Linked DNA regions of Homo sapiens: region 2 is linked to region 1. A link is a contact called in ENCODE Hi-C or POLR2A ChIA-PET data. All regions are on one chromosome and are shown on one strand. The core of a region is the stretch at or near the end of the contact, and the rest is flanking DNA. Distances in the headings are between cores, read along the strand shown.

What was found. A loop is a pair of places that touch in the nucleus more often than their neighbours do. ChIA-PET counts read pairs that join two places held with the same protein, here RNA polymerase II (POLR2A). Pooled maps may share reads with other maps.
Region 2: a loop to region 1 is called in a map of CD4-positive, alpha-beta T cell, with 4 times the contacts of the local background. The contact joins the enhancer-like site here to the promoter of RBM34 in region 1. A Hi-C loop is called at or near these places in 5 of 168 maps with a recorded cell type or tissue (CD4-positive, alpha-beta T cell, CD4-positive, alpha-beta memory T cell, CD8-positive, alpha-beta T cell and 2 more) and 10 of 50 pooled maps. POLR2A ChIA-PET finds 5 or more read pairs at or near these places in 21 of 52 experiments (B cell, BJ, CD4-positive, alpha-beta T cell and 17 more).

Annotation. Positions count from the first base shown.
Region 1 is chr1:235,157,603-235,164,175 of GRCh38, reverse strand. RBM34 (RNA binding motif protein 34) reads left to right here and starts at 2,926. Exons shown (of 11, transcript NM_015014.4): 1 at 2,926-3,002; 2 at 3,109-3,283; 3 at 3,529-3,665. The coding sequence starts at 2,950. RefSeq lists enhancers at 2,592-2,771, 2,473-3,672, 3,959-4,563.
Region 2 is chr1:235,203,886-235,210,103 of GRCh38, reverse strand. The region is part of intron 17 of ARID4B (AT-rich interaction domain 4B); the gene reads left to right. Among named protein-coding and RNA genes, the nearest start is that of MIR4753, 17 kb to the right of the region's middle. Within about 2 kb of position 2,708, at least 2 of the 41 ENCODE cell types and tissues checked have a DNase peak (open chromatin) inside an H3K27ac peak, as active enhancers do; they include CD4-positive, alpha-beta T cell and CD8-positive, alpha-beta T cell, where a contact is called at or near this core.

The DNA of each region.
Region 1 (6,573 bases), core at 1,677-4,176:
TTGTATTTTTAGTAGAGATGGGGTTTCACCATGTTGGCCAGGCTGATCTCAAACTTCTGACCTCAGATGATCCACCCACCTCGGCCTCCCAAAGCGCTGGGATTACAGGCGTAAGCCACCGCACCCGGCCTCCTTTTGTTTTTTTGAGACGGAGTTTCGCTCTTGTTGCCCAGGCTGGAGTGCAAATGGCGCAGTCGCTGATCTGAAACTCCTGGGCTTGCATTCCTTCCGTCTTGGTCTCCCAAAGTGCTGGGATTATAGGCGTGAGCCACCTTGTCCCACCATGTCCTCATATTTTAAAAAACTCTCAAAGCAGTAAGTGATCTCTAAATGGTTAAAAACAGCACTGAACAGCAATGAAGATAATTTTAAAACTATCTGCAACCACAGCTGCTTTCGCAGTCTGTTTTCTTCTATAAGTATCTGCTACCTAGCTGGGCACAGTGGGTCATACCTGTAATCCCAGCACGTTGGGAGGTCAAGGCGAGCGGATCACCTGAGGTCAGGAGTTCGAGACCAGCCCGACCAACATGGAGAAACCCTGTCTCTATTAAAAATATAAAATTAGCCAGGCATGGTGGTGCATGCCTGTAATCCCAACTACTCGGGAGGCTGAGGCAGGAGAATCGCTTGAACCTGGGAGGCGGAGGTTGCAATGAGCCAAGATCGTGCCACTGCACTCCAGCCTGGGCAACAAGAGTGAAACTCCGTCTCAAAAAATACACAGAATAGAATTCTATAATTCTAGAAATATAGAATATAATTTCTTCACTGGACTGGATAGAACAGATTTTTGAGTTGTATCGCATGCATGTATGGATAAGCTTTCTTCATCTTTGTGAAATACCAGAAGATCAAGATTATGGGAAACCAAAATAAGGGGCCCAGTAATCAAAACCCAGGGCCGAGCAGTTGAATATTGTGGATTTTTTTCATAAATTTCTCTGAAGGGGGAAGTAAAAGTCACATATATTCCCAGTCAACTTGGTTGAGTAGCTTTCAAAAAGCTTAGGCTGTCCCCAAAAGACTCAAAGTCAAATCCTGGCTGGATGCAGTGGCTCACGCCTGTAATTCCAACCCTTTGGGAGGCCAAGGCAGGAGGACTGCTCAAGCTCAGGAGTTCAAGACCGGCCTGGGAAACACAGTGAAACCCCAATCTCTATTTAAAAAAAAAAAAAAAAAAAAAGGCCAGGCGCGGTGGCTCACACCTGTACTCCCAGCACTTTGGGAGGCTGAGGTGGGCGGATCACAAGGTCAGGGGTTCGAGACCAGCCTGGCTAACATGGTGAAACCCGGTCTCTACTAAAAAAATACAAAAATTAGCTGGGCATGGTGGCATGCACCTGTAATCCCAGCTACTTGGGAGGCTGAGGCAGGAGACTCACTTGAACCCGGGAGGCGGAGGTTGCAGTGAGCTGAGATCGCGCCACTGCAGTCCAGCCTGGGCGACAGAGCGAGACTCTGTCTCCAAAAAAAAAAAAAAAATTAGCTGGGCATGGTGCTGCTGCTTGCAGTTCCAGCTACTCCGTGGTGGGAGGATGGCTTGAGCCCAGGAAGTCAAGGCTGCAGTGCGCCGTGATCTCACCACTACACTCCAGTCTGGGTGACAGAGCAACACCTTGTCTGAAAGAAAATAAGAACAAAGTCAAATCCTATTTTGCCACTCAAACTATTGGATGATTTAACTAGTAATCTTTTATTACCCTGAGAGTCAATTTAACAAATATTCACTATGTACAGCTAATAGAGACACAGCATACATGATGAATAAAACATAATCCTTACTGTCTTGCCTTTACATCTAAAGAGACTGTAACTAACACTAAAGCAGACCAAAAATGATTATAGTAAGTACCATGGGGGCTTGGGAAAATATCCCTATTGTAAATAGCAAAGAATTTTTTTTTTTTTTTTTTTGAGCCAGGGTCTGCCGCTTAGGCTGGAGTGTAGTGATGCGATCACAGCTTACTGCAGCCTCGACCTTCCAGGGCTCAAGGGATCCTCTTGCCCGAGCCTCTCAAAGTGCTGGGACTACAGGCGCCGAGCGCGAAGGTGCCCGTCTAATTTCTTTTCTGTAGAGAATAAGTCTCGCTAGATCGACCAGGCTGGTTCAAACTCCTAGTCCTCACGCAATCCTCCCACTTCGGCCTCCAAATGTGTTAGGATTACAGGCGAGCCACCGCACCTGGCTGCAAAGAAATACTAAGTTAGACAGTATCTGAGGTAGGCCTTGAAGGATGGACATTATTTTGCAGAAGGGGAAAGAGGAGGGCAATTACAACAGAGGGGACAGGAATAACAACTGTAGAGGCAGTGGAGAAAGCAGGCTAGAATGTCAGGGGCTGGAGGGAGATGAGTCTGGGAAGACGGGCTGAGAACACCTTGAAGCGTTTTGAATGCCAAGTATCTACTTTTCCAGGTAGAATAGCAGGTCCGCATTACAATCTTTCGAATTGTATGTTGACGTGACTCGTTAGAGTTGTGGTTTTTATTTTGGAATAATGTCATGTTTCAGACAAGTTGCAAGAAGAGTACAAAGAATTCCTTTGTACTCTTCACAGCGATTAGCAAATTGTAAACACCCCACTGCGTTCACCCCTAACCGCATTTCTTGCCAAACCTCCCTCCCTCCTTTTCAACAAGTCAGTATTCTACGTGTTTCTCTCTCGGCTTGGGTGGACACCCCGCTCCTAGCCTGGCTGATTCTTCACACTGCAGGCTTCAACCACTCCCAGAAGACGTCCTTCACTCCCAAAATGAGGCTTTTCTGAAACGGCGAGGACCACCAACCGACGGCGACAAACCTGCTCCCTCACCCAGCGCCTCCCTTCGCCGCCGCCCGGCGGCCGACTGCCGGAGGGGAGGGGGCGTGGCCAGAGAGCGGAAGTGCCCGGAACCCGGAAGTGCGAGCTGGCGCGCAGCTGCAGTCTGGGAGTCTTTGGAGTAAGAATGGCCTTGGAAGGGATGAGCAAACGGAAGAGAAAGAGAAGTGTCCAGGAGGGGTGAGTGGCGCGCGGCACGAGTACCTGGGGAGGGATGTTGTACGTTCCCTCGTGCTGGCGAAGCGGTGGTGCGTGGCGTGGCTGAGTTTCTGTCGTCCATTTCTAGAGAGAATCCTGACGACGGCGTTCGCGGGAGTCCGCCGGAAGACTACAGGCTTGGACAGGTCGCCAGTAGCTTATTTCGCGGCGAACACCATTCCAGAGGTGGCACCGGTCGGCTGGCGTCCCTCTTCAGTTCTCTGGAGCCCCAGATTCAACCCGTGTACGTGCCTGTGCCTAAAGTAAGTCACTGGGCTTTCTTCCCGAATAGCTCGTTAGAACCACTTACATACAAAGCAATCTTCTTACCTACCGCGTGAAGCGTGATTTCTAAAGGGGGCAGACAGGATTCATTTTAAGTAACCTTTCATGACTCTTACATACCAGTGAGAGAGAAGAGATTCTCATTTAGAAAGACTGAATTATGGCTTAGGGTCAGAATTCTAGAAGTATGGGGTCTCAAATATAACTTCAAACTTTTAAAAAGCAAACCATCAAAAAAACGAAACGGAATGAGGAGGAAGAAAGTACATCCCAGATTGAAAGACCACTTTCGCAAGAACCTGCCAAAAAAGTGAAAGCGAAGAAGAAACACACTAACGCAGAAAAAAAGTTGGCAGACAGGTTGGTAAAATTCTCTTATTTGATGTTAAAGAAATTAGATGGTAAATTAACATTCCTATACTTGGAATATTCGTCAGTTTTATTTCATATTTCTACTTTCTTTCAAAACTTTTATTATGGAAAATCCAGTACATATAGAAAAGTTGAAAAGGCTAAGAAACCCCGTGTACTCAGCATCAGCAATTACTAATATTTGGCTAACCTTTTTGTATTTTTACCCCACTCATATACCCCCTCATTATTTGTTTTTGTTTGTTTTGAGATGGAGTCTTGATGCCACGCCCAGGCTGCAGTAGAGTGCAGTGATCTCAGCTCACTGCAACCTCCGCTTCCCAGGTTCAAGCGATTCTCCTGCCTCGGCCCTGAGTAGGTGGGACTACAGGCCTGCGTCACCATGCCCAGCTAATTTTTGTATTTTTAGTGGAGACAGGGTTTCACCATGTTGGCCAGGCAGGTCTGGAACTCCTGACCTCAAGCGATCTGCCCACCTCGGCCTCCGAAAGTGTTGAGATTACAGGTGTGAGCCACCTCGCCCAGCTACCACCTCATTATTTGGAAGCAAAATGAAAATTTATGTTTCATCTATAAATATTTCAGCATGTATATAAAAGAATTTGGTTTGCGTTTCTTTTTTTTTTTTTGAGACGGAGTTTTGCTCTTTTTGTCCAGACTGGAGTGCAGTGGCCTGATCTCAGCTCACTGCAACCTCCACCTCCCGGGTTTAAGTGATTTTTCCTGCCTCAGGCCTCCCGTGGAGCTGAGATTACAGGTGCCACCATGCCCGGTTAATTTTTTGTGTTTTTAGTAGAGACAGAGTTTCATCATGTTGGCCAGGTTGGTCTTGAACTCCTGACCTCAGGTGATCCACCCACCTCAGCCTCCTAAAGTGCAGGGATTATAGGCATGAGCCACTGCACCTGGCCTGGTTTGCTTTTTAAAAAAAAAATTTTTTTTTTTTTTTTTGAGCTGGAGTCTCACTCTGTCGCCAAGGCTGGAGTGCAGTGGCGCAATCTTGACTCACTGCAACCTCCGCCTCCTGGGTTCAAGTGATTCTTCTGCCTCAGCCTACTGAGCAGCTGGGACTATGGGCGCGCCATCACACCCAGCTGATTTTTGTATTCTTAGTAGAGACGGGGTGTCACCATATTGACCAGTCTGGTCTCGAACTCTTGACCTCATGATCCACTTGCCTCCGCCTCCCAAGGTGCTGGGATTACATACGTGAGCCATCACACCTGGCCGAGTTTGGTGTTCTTAAATTTATTCATTTCCCTCATTAACTTTTTTTTTTTTTTTTTGAGACAAGGTCTGGCTCTGTCACCCAGGTTGGAGTGCAGTGGTGCGATTGCGGCTCACTGCAATCTTTGCTTCCCAGACTCAATCCAGCCGCCCACCTCAGCCTCCTGTGTTGCTTAGACTATAGGCATGCCCCACCATGCCCAGCTAATTTTTGTATGTTTTGTAGAGACGGGATTTTGCCATGTTGCCCAGGCTGGTCGCAAACTGCTGGACTCAAGTGATCCAGTCAGCATTTTTTTTTTTTTTTTAGTAAAAAAATAGAAACAGGGTCTTGCTATGTTGCCCAGGCTAGTCCTGAACTCCTGGGCTCAAACCATCCTCCTACCTCCGTCTCCCCAAGTGCTAGGATTACAGGCATGACCCACCATGCCCGGCCAGCATAACGTTGTTTAACAGTGTATTTGAATCAAGATGCAAATAGTGATCCCATCACGTGTACCTAGCTAACAGTCTTCATTCCTCTCTTCTTTGCCACTCTCCTCAAGCCCCTTATTTCCTTTTCCCTTTTCTCATTTCAACTGAAGACCTTTGTACCAGTTCTGGAGCTGTTAATCACTGACAGTTGGGAACTGCTACTTTTTGTCCTATTTAAACTTAATGCATCTGTACACAGCCATATTTCTTCCCCTCTTTCTTAGAGCAGAGTGTCTTCCCTCTTGTCCAAGATTAACTCAACCACCTGGGTGCTGTGTGTACCACATATGTTCTGCCTTTTTAGGGACTGTGCCGTCAGATCCATCCACGTTCGCCTCTTTCCCTTATCCCTCGTTTTTTTTTGTTTTTTTTTTTTGTTTTGAGATGGCGTTTCACTGTTGTCGCCCAGGCTGGAGAGCAACAGTGCAATTTTTGCTCACTGCAACCTCCGCCTCTGGGTTCAAGCGATTCTCCTGCCTCAGCCTCCTGAGTAGCTGGGATTACAGGCGCCCACCACCACACCCAGCTAATTTTTGTATTTTTTTGGTAGAGATGGGGTTTCACCATGTTGGCCAGGCTGGCCTTGAACTCCTGACCTCAGGTGATCCACCCGCCTTGGCCTCCCAAAGTGCTGGGATTACAGGCGTGAGCCACCGCGCCTGGCCCTTATCCCTCTTTCTGCTAATATAGACGTGCTCACGATTCTAATCTTTAAAAAGGACATTCCCCCTAACCGCCAAAAAAAAAAACCCATGTAATTGCATGTCTCTGTTTGCTACCATTCCCACAGTCCTTCCCTTCAGTCTAGCTTTTAAGAAAAGTAGTCTGTTCTTGTACTCTCTCCCTTCTCTTGATCTGTTCACCCTTCCACGCACTTGGATTCTGGTGGTGGTGGGTTTTATTCTCCGTCCTGACTGTGCCACTGAAGCAGTGCCCACTGAGGCCACCCTGACCTCTCATATGTAATGGGCAGTGCAGCTTTTGTCTTATGAGTCCTCTGTTACCTTTCACGTGGCTGCTTTTCTTGTTGAAGCTACCGGATTCTCTGAGAGAAATCTCTTCTGATTGTCCTCTTGCCAATTCTTTCTTAGTGTTACTGTGGTATCTTTTCCTCTGACTACTCTTTAAATGTGCATTTCCCTCAGGGGTCTCATTCTTGGTCATGTTCTTGTGACCCTTTGTCACCCTTTGTTGG
Region 2 (6,218 bases), core at 1,459-3,958, 46 kb before region 1:
AGGTGTGCATCACCACACCTGGCTAATTTTTTATCTTTTGTAGAGATGGGGTCTCACTATGTTGCCCAAGCTGGTTTCAAACTCCTGGGCTCAAGCAGTCCTCCTGCCTTGGCTTCCAAAAGTGCTGGGATTATAGACATGAACCAATGCTCCTGGCCATGAAACATGTTTTTCCGGTAAAGAGATTTTCTCAAATAATGTAAGAGTGTCTGTCTTTTTGTTTAAAAATACTGTTTTTAGGCCAGGCACGGGTAGCTCATGCCCATAATCCCAGCACTTTGGGAGGCCGAGGCGGGCAGATCACCTGAGGTCAGGAGTTCGAAACCAGCCTGGCCAACATGGCGAAACCTCATCTCTACTAAAAATACAAAAATTAGCCAGACATGGTGGCAGGTGCCTGTAATCCGATCTACTTGGGAGGCTGAGGCATGAGAATGACTTGATCCAGGGGCACAGAGGTTGCAGTGAACCAAGATCACACCATTGCACTCCAGCCTGGGTGACAGAGCAAGACTCCATCTCAAAAAAAAAAAAACAAAACAAAAAACAAAAAAATCAATTTTCTTGTTAATTTTTACATTTTTCTTTTTTTTCTAACTAAAATGCTGTTTGTTTGTTTGTTGTTTGTTTTTGAGATGAGGTTTTGCTCTTGTTGTCTAGGCTGGAGTGCAGCGCCGTGATATCATCTCACTGTCACCTCCGCCTCCCAGGTTCAAAAGATTCCCCTGTCTCAGCCTCCCAAGTAGCTGGGATTGTAGGCACATGCCACCATGCCCAGCAAATTTTTGTATTTTTAGTAGAGATGGGGTTTCACCATGTTGACCAGACTGGTCTCAAACGCCTGACCTCAGGTGATCCACCTCTGCCCCCGTAAGTGGTGGGATTATAGGCGTGAGCCACTGCGCCCGACCTGTATAAATCTTTAATATAATTTTCATGTATGTCCCTATTTCACAGCTGAAAATGTTGATTTTTGTTATACAAAGGTTAACATTTGGGCAAGTTTGTTTTCTACTGTTGTGATGAAAAAAAGTCATATTTTAACATGTTCACACCACATTTACTGGAAAGGGCTTGAACTCTTTAACCACAAATATTATAATACTCTTACAGAATTTTTCTGATGCAGTGACAGTATCTAAAACTATTGTCTAGCACTATATTACTTACTATGTCACCAAGCACTAGGCATGTTTGGAGTATGCTCATAAATTATTTTTTAAACTCTTCTAAAAATAACAATTTAGAAAAATACATAAAAGTAGAAAGATAAAATTATTGCTGGCCGGCCGGGCACGGTGGCTCACGCCTGTAATCCCAGCACTTTGGGAGGCCGAGGTGGGCGGATCACCTGAGGTTGGGAGTTCGAGACCAGTTCGAGACCAGCCTGACCAACATGAAGAAACCCCATCTCTACTAAAAAAAAACACAAAATTAGCCAGGCATGGAGGCACATGCCTATAATCCCAGCTACTAGGTAGGGTGAGGCAGGAGAATCGCTCGAACCTGGGAGACGGAGGTTGCGGTGAGCCGAGATTGCGCCATTGCACTCCAGCCTGGGCAACAAGAGCGAAACTCCATCTCAAAAAAATAGAAAAAAAATAATAATAAAATTACTAATATTATAGTGTGTTCTCTTTTAGTCTTTTAAAATGTCTCCCTACATTTAAAAAAAATTTAGTTCTGCTTAAGTAGTTTTTAATAGTAGGCTCTCTATTTAACTTTTCTTAGTGATGTTAATATTTTATAGAGAATCTTAGCATAATTATCTAATTGATCCCTTTCACTCTCAAGTTTCTAAGTCGTGTCGTAAATATGGGATTGATTTTTGAAAGTAAGGGTACACATTGAAATTAACATGCCGTAAACTAGTTGAGTGTGTTGGATTTCTTTGTTTAGTAACAACTGAGTGAAACTATCTAGACTAATTGGCATGGAATTTAAAATACATCAATATTTTGTAATAGTGTATCAATACTGATTGAATTTTCTCGCTCATTTCCAACTTGGCTTTCTGTAATCAAAGAGTTGCAAATTTAGTTAGAGAATAATTTTTTGTATGTTGAAGATCACCAGCTGCATTAATGGGAACCCAAAAGTAAAAGAGACACTGTAAAACTTCAGTTGTAAAACTCTTAAATAAGCCACAACAGTTCTAGTGCATGTTAACAGTTACAGAGAACTGAAAATAAGCTAAATTATGCTAAATATATTATTTGAAATTAAAAATGTGTTACATTTAAAAAATATTTTCGCCAAACAAATTAAATCCTCTTAGGAGGGAATGAGTTAGGGGATGAAAAAACCTGGTAAAAGGCTTTCACAAATGAGTAGGCTCAATCCTATTTTTTGCCATCATTCAGTTGCTTTTTATCACACTTTATTCCTTTATTTTCCAAACATAAGTTGAATACCCACTATGTGCCAAATACTGTGCTTGTCACCAAAGATACCAAGAAGTGGTCCTTATTAAGGAATTCATAATAATAATAAATTCTTTATTAAGGTATTGATCCTACCACCCCTTACCTCTTCACCCCAGTTAATGCACTCAGTCTTCCCTTGATATTGCTTACATTCCCTGGCATTATTATTATAATCACTTCTTTTGACTCAAGCTGTTCTTTTTCTCTCCTTTTGCTTTATAGTACTCATCTGACAAAACCACAAGAACCTTGATTAAATCTAACCCTCCAGCTCCTTGCCTGCACCTGTGCAGCCGATCGTGGTTGGAGTAAAGCAAGCAACCACAATGACTGTTCTTATTTTAAATTCATTACTGTGAACCTCAAGTGGGTCCTTAATTCTCTATGTCCTTCTTCCATTCACTTTCCTACTTTCTTAGAAGACTATTTCATACTGCTGCTTATGTCTTCACATCCCCAACATCTCTTCCCTATCCTCATTTTCAGCTGGTGACCTTGCTTTGTACCTACTGAGAGATAGAAACAAGAAAAACATTTCTACACACTTCATAAGATCTGCCTACCTAACTGCGTTTGCTGCCACATTCTCTGTGTTTTCATCTTTAGCCATAGATATACAGTCATGCTACTGTCTGAAGCCAGTCTTCATAAGCATCCCTTCTTGACTGATCAAAGACATGGCCCATTTTCTTGCTCTGTTCTGAGTCATTCCCACTACTTACAGATCTGTGGTTATTTGTCACATCTCAAGGAAAATCTTTTCTGGAGCCTGACTTCTACTGTGACATTTCTTCGCTCCATTTTCATTCAGCAGAACTGTTTGAAAGTTACCTACACTTGTTACTCAGTTTCTCTCCTTTTTCTGTGTAAATCCACTCTCATCAGCCTTTTGTTCACTGTGTCTCCACAACTGTGCTTACCAGGAACACTAGTGACCCTTTGTAGATAAATTCCTCCTGCTTTTCTTGCCCTCTTACGTACCTTATCAGTGGCTTTACAGTCAGTTGATCACTCCTTCCGTGATATGCTTTGCTTGGGCTCCAGCTGCTCCAGCTACAACCATTTTTCTTGTTTATTTTCCTTTTCTTCCTTTCTCAAAATTAAGAAACCACTCCTCAATTATCTTTTCTGTCTTCCTCATCTTTATGTGTTTTCTCCCTTCTAATTTTTCCCCTATTTCTTTCTGATATCCATTTAACATTTTTTTGGTTTCTGTTCCTATTTTTCCAATCCTAACTTGAGTCACAATTCTGATATTGAATTTTTCTAAATTATTTTTCCGAGCCAAAGGAATTTGATCTGGAATATAACTTTCACCTAGGACTCTGGGTAAATTCTTTCCCTTCAACTCTCCTCCCCCTCCTTTTCTTTTTTTCTTCATCGTTCAAGCTTTCTACATTAGGACTACGTTATGTATTATTACAAAAGTGAACTTAATTTTAAAATATGAAAAAAATTTCTGTTTCATATCTATTCTCCTAATATCCCTTACCACATCTAGAAAAGTATTCATTTGGCATATGATAAGTACTAAATGAATGTTGAACTAAATTGGACCTCCTGACAACAAAATGGAAGTAGAGCAGAAGGTAAAATCCAAATAAAAGCCACTGGTTTTTTAAAGTGATACCTATAATAGGGGATTGGGACAGATATGGCTTGACCCTCTCACTGGAGCTGCTTCTCACCTCATTTATATATAACTCTGTGTTTCACATTCTAAGGAACTGTCAAACTTTTCCACAGAGACGACACCGTTTTACATTCTCACCAGCAATGTGTTAGGGTTCCAGGTTCTCTGCAGCCTTGTCAACACTTGTTATTCTCTGTTTATCTCATTGTGCTTTTTTGATTTGCATTTTCCTAATGCAACATTTTTTCATGTACTTGAAATGTAGAGTTGAACATTTTTTCATGTACTTATTAGCCATTTGTATATCTTCTTTAGAGGAACGTCCCTTCAAGTTTTTGCCATTTTTGAATTGGTCAGTTGTTTTGTTGTTGTTGAATTATAGTTCTTCATATATTCTAGATGTTATTCCCTTATCAGATACATGATTGCAAATGTTTCTTTTGTTGCCTCTGCTTTTGATGTTATTTCCAAAGAAACATTGCCAAATCCAGTGTTCTGAAAATTTTCCTTTATGTTTTCTTCTAAGAACTTTATAGTTTTAGCTGTAATGTTTACATTGTTGTTCTAATCTGAGTTCATATTTGTATATGATATATGTGACCTCTTTGGGTTACATAAAGAGCTCATCTCTTAGCAAACAAAATGGAGTCGAGACTGAGAGACTGGAATGAATTTGATTGGAAATATTAATTTTCTGTTACTTTTTAGCTATTCTTAGTCTCCTTTTGTCCTTAAAAAATTTTTAAGTCACTTTTCAGCTTAATTTCTTTGTTCTTTCCTGCTCTAAAATGTTTTGTGTCCTTCATTTTTTTTCTTTCTTATTTCCATGTAATCTGATCCCTGCTGTACTTGAGTTGTGTATGCCATTGGATTTAGGAATATTGAAATAGAGTACAAAGTTGTTCTACTCATTTTCTTTGAAATAATTGTCCTGGTAATGATAGAAAGCAAGGTACCCTGGGAAGTTGTCTGCGTTGTTTCTATAGTACAGAAGTCAGAGGCCTATAAAATGACCATTTGACAGTGGTTTCCATTATCTGTAAGTTTGTATTAAAAGAGAGTGGCTTTTGAGTTAACCATAGATTTTGAGTACAAATGAACATAAACATTTCCTTCATGAAAAAAAGATGATAATTCAGTTATGTGTTGTACTCAAATGGGCTTTAATTTTTCTTTGTGTATTCATCTTAGAATGTTTACTAAACTTGGACCTGTTTCATTCAGTAGTTTCGTAGATTGGCAGGTACATTGATATTTTTGTCTAAGTACGCACAAATAACTAATTCCATACATTTATCAAATATTAACAAAGTACACTTTTGGGGAATTTAAAAAACTTAGCATCTGCATTACAATATGCAATTAATGGCACAGTTAACCATTTGCAGTTGTCTTTGTACGCTTTGGTAAAATGCTGTATTAGTGTTCTTATTATTACATATTACCTCTGCCTAAAGACCTATACTTCCGTTTCATTTTATAGCGTTACATTGCTTAGGAAAACCTATTGATATAATTACTATACCATTCCGTTGAGCTGTTTATGTCAACTCTTAAATATGACTATGCTATAATATTTATGGTTCTGTCATTCTGCTGTTATATTCTTAAGTGTGAGGAATACCATCGCTGTCTCTCTGATGTAGATTTAAGTGTTATATGAAGTAGAAATATGAAATGTTTATATCATACTTAGGAATTTCATTTTATTTTATTTTATTTTGAAGCGGAGTTTCGCTCCGTCACCCAGGCTAGAGTGCAGTGGCATGATCTTGGCTCACTGCAACCTCCGCCTTCTGGGTTCAAGCAATTCTCCTGCCTCAGCCTCCCGAGTAGCTGGGACTACAGGCGTGTGCCACCATGCCCGGCTAATTTTTGTATTTTTAGGAGAGATGAGGTTTCACCATGCTGGCCAGGCTGGTCTTGAAATCCTGACGTCATGATCCGCCTGCCTTGGCCTCCCAAAATGTTAGTCTTACAGATGTGAGCCACTGCACCCGGCAGGAATTTTATTTTTGAATAATATACTACTTTTTTGTTTCATTTTATTGTAGATACATGATTAAAAGTATTAATTGTGATCAGTTGTTATTTTCATATATCTTGTTTTAGATAGTCAGATTAAAATACATATAAATTGAGATTATATAAAATTCATA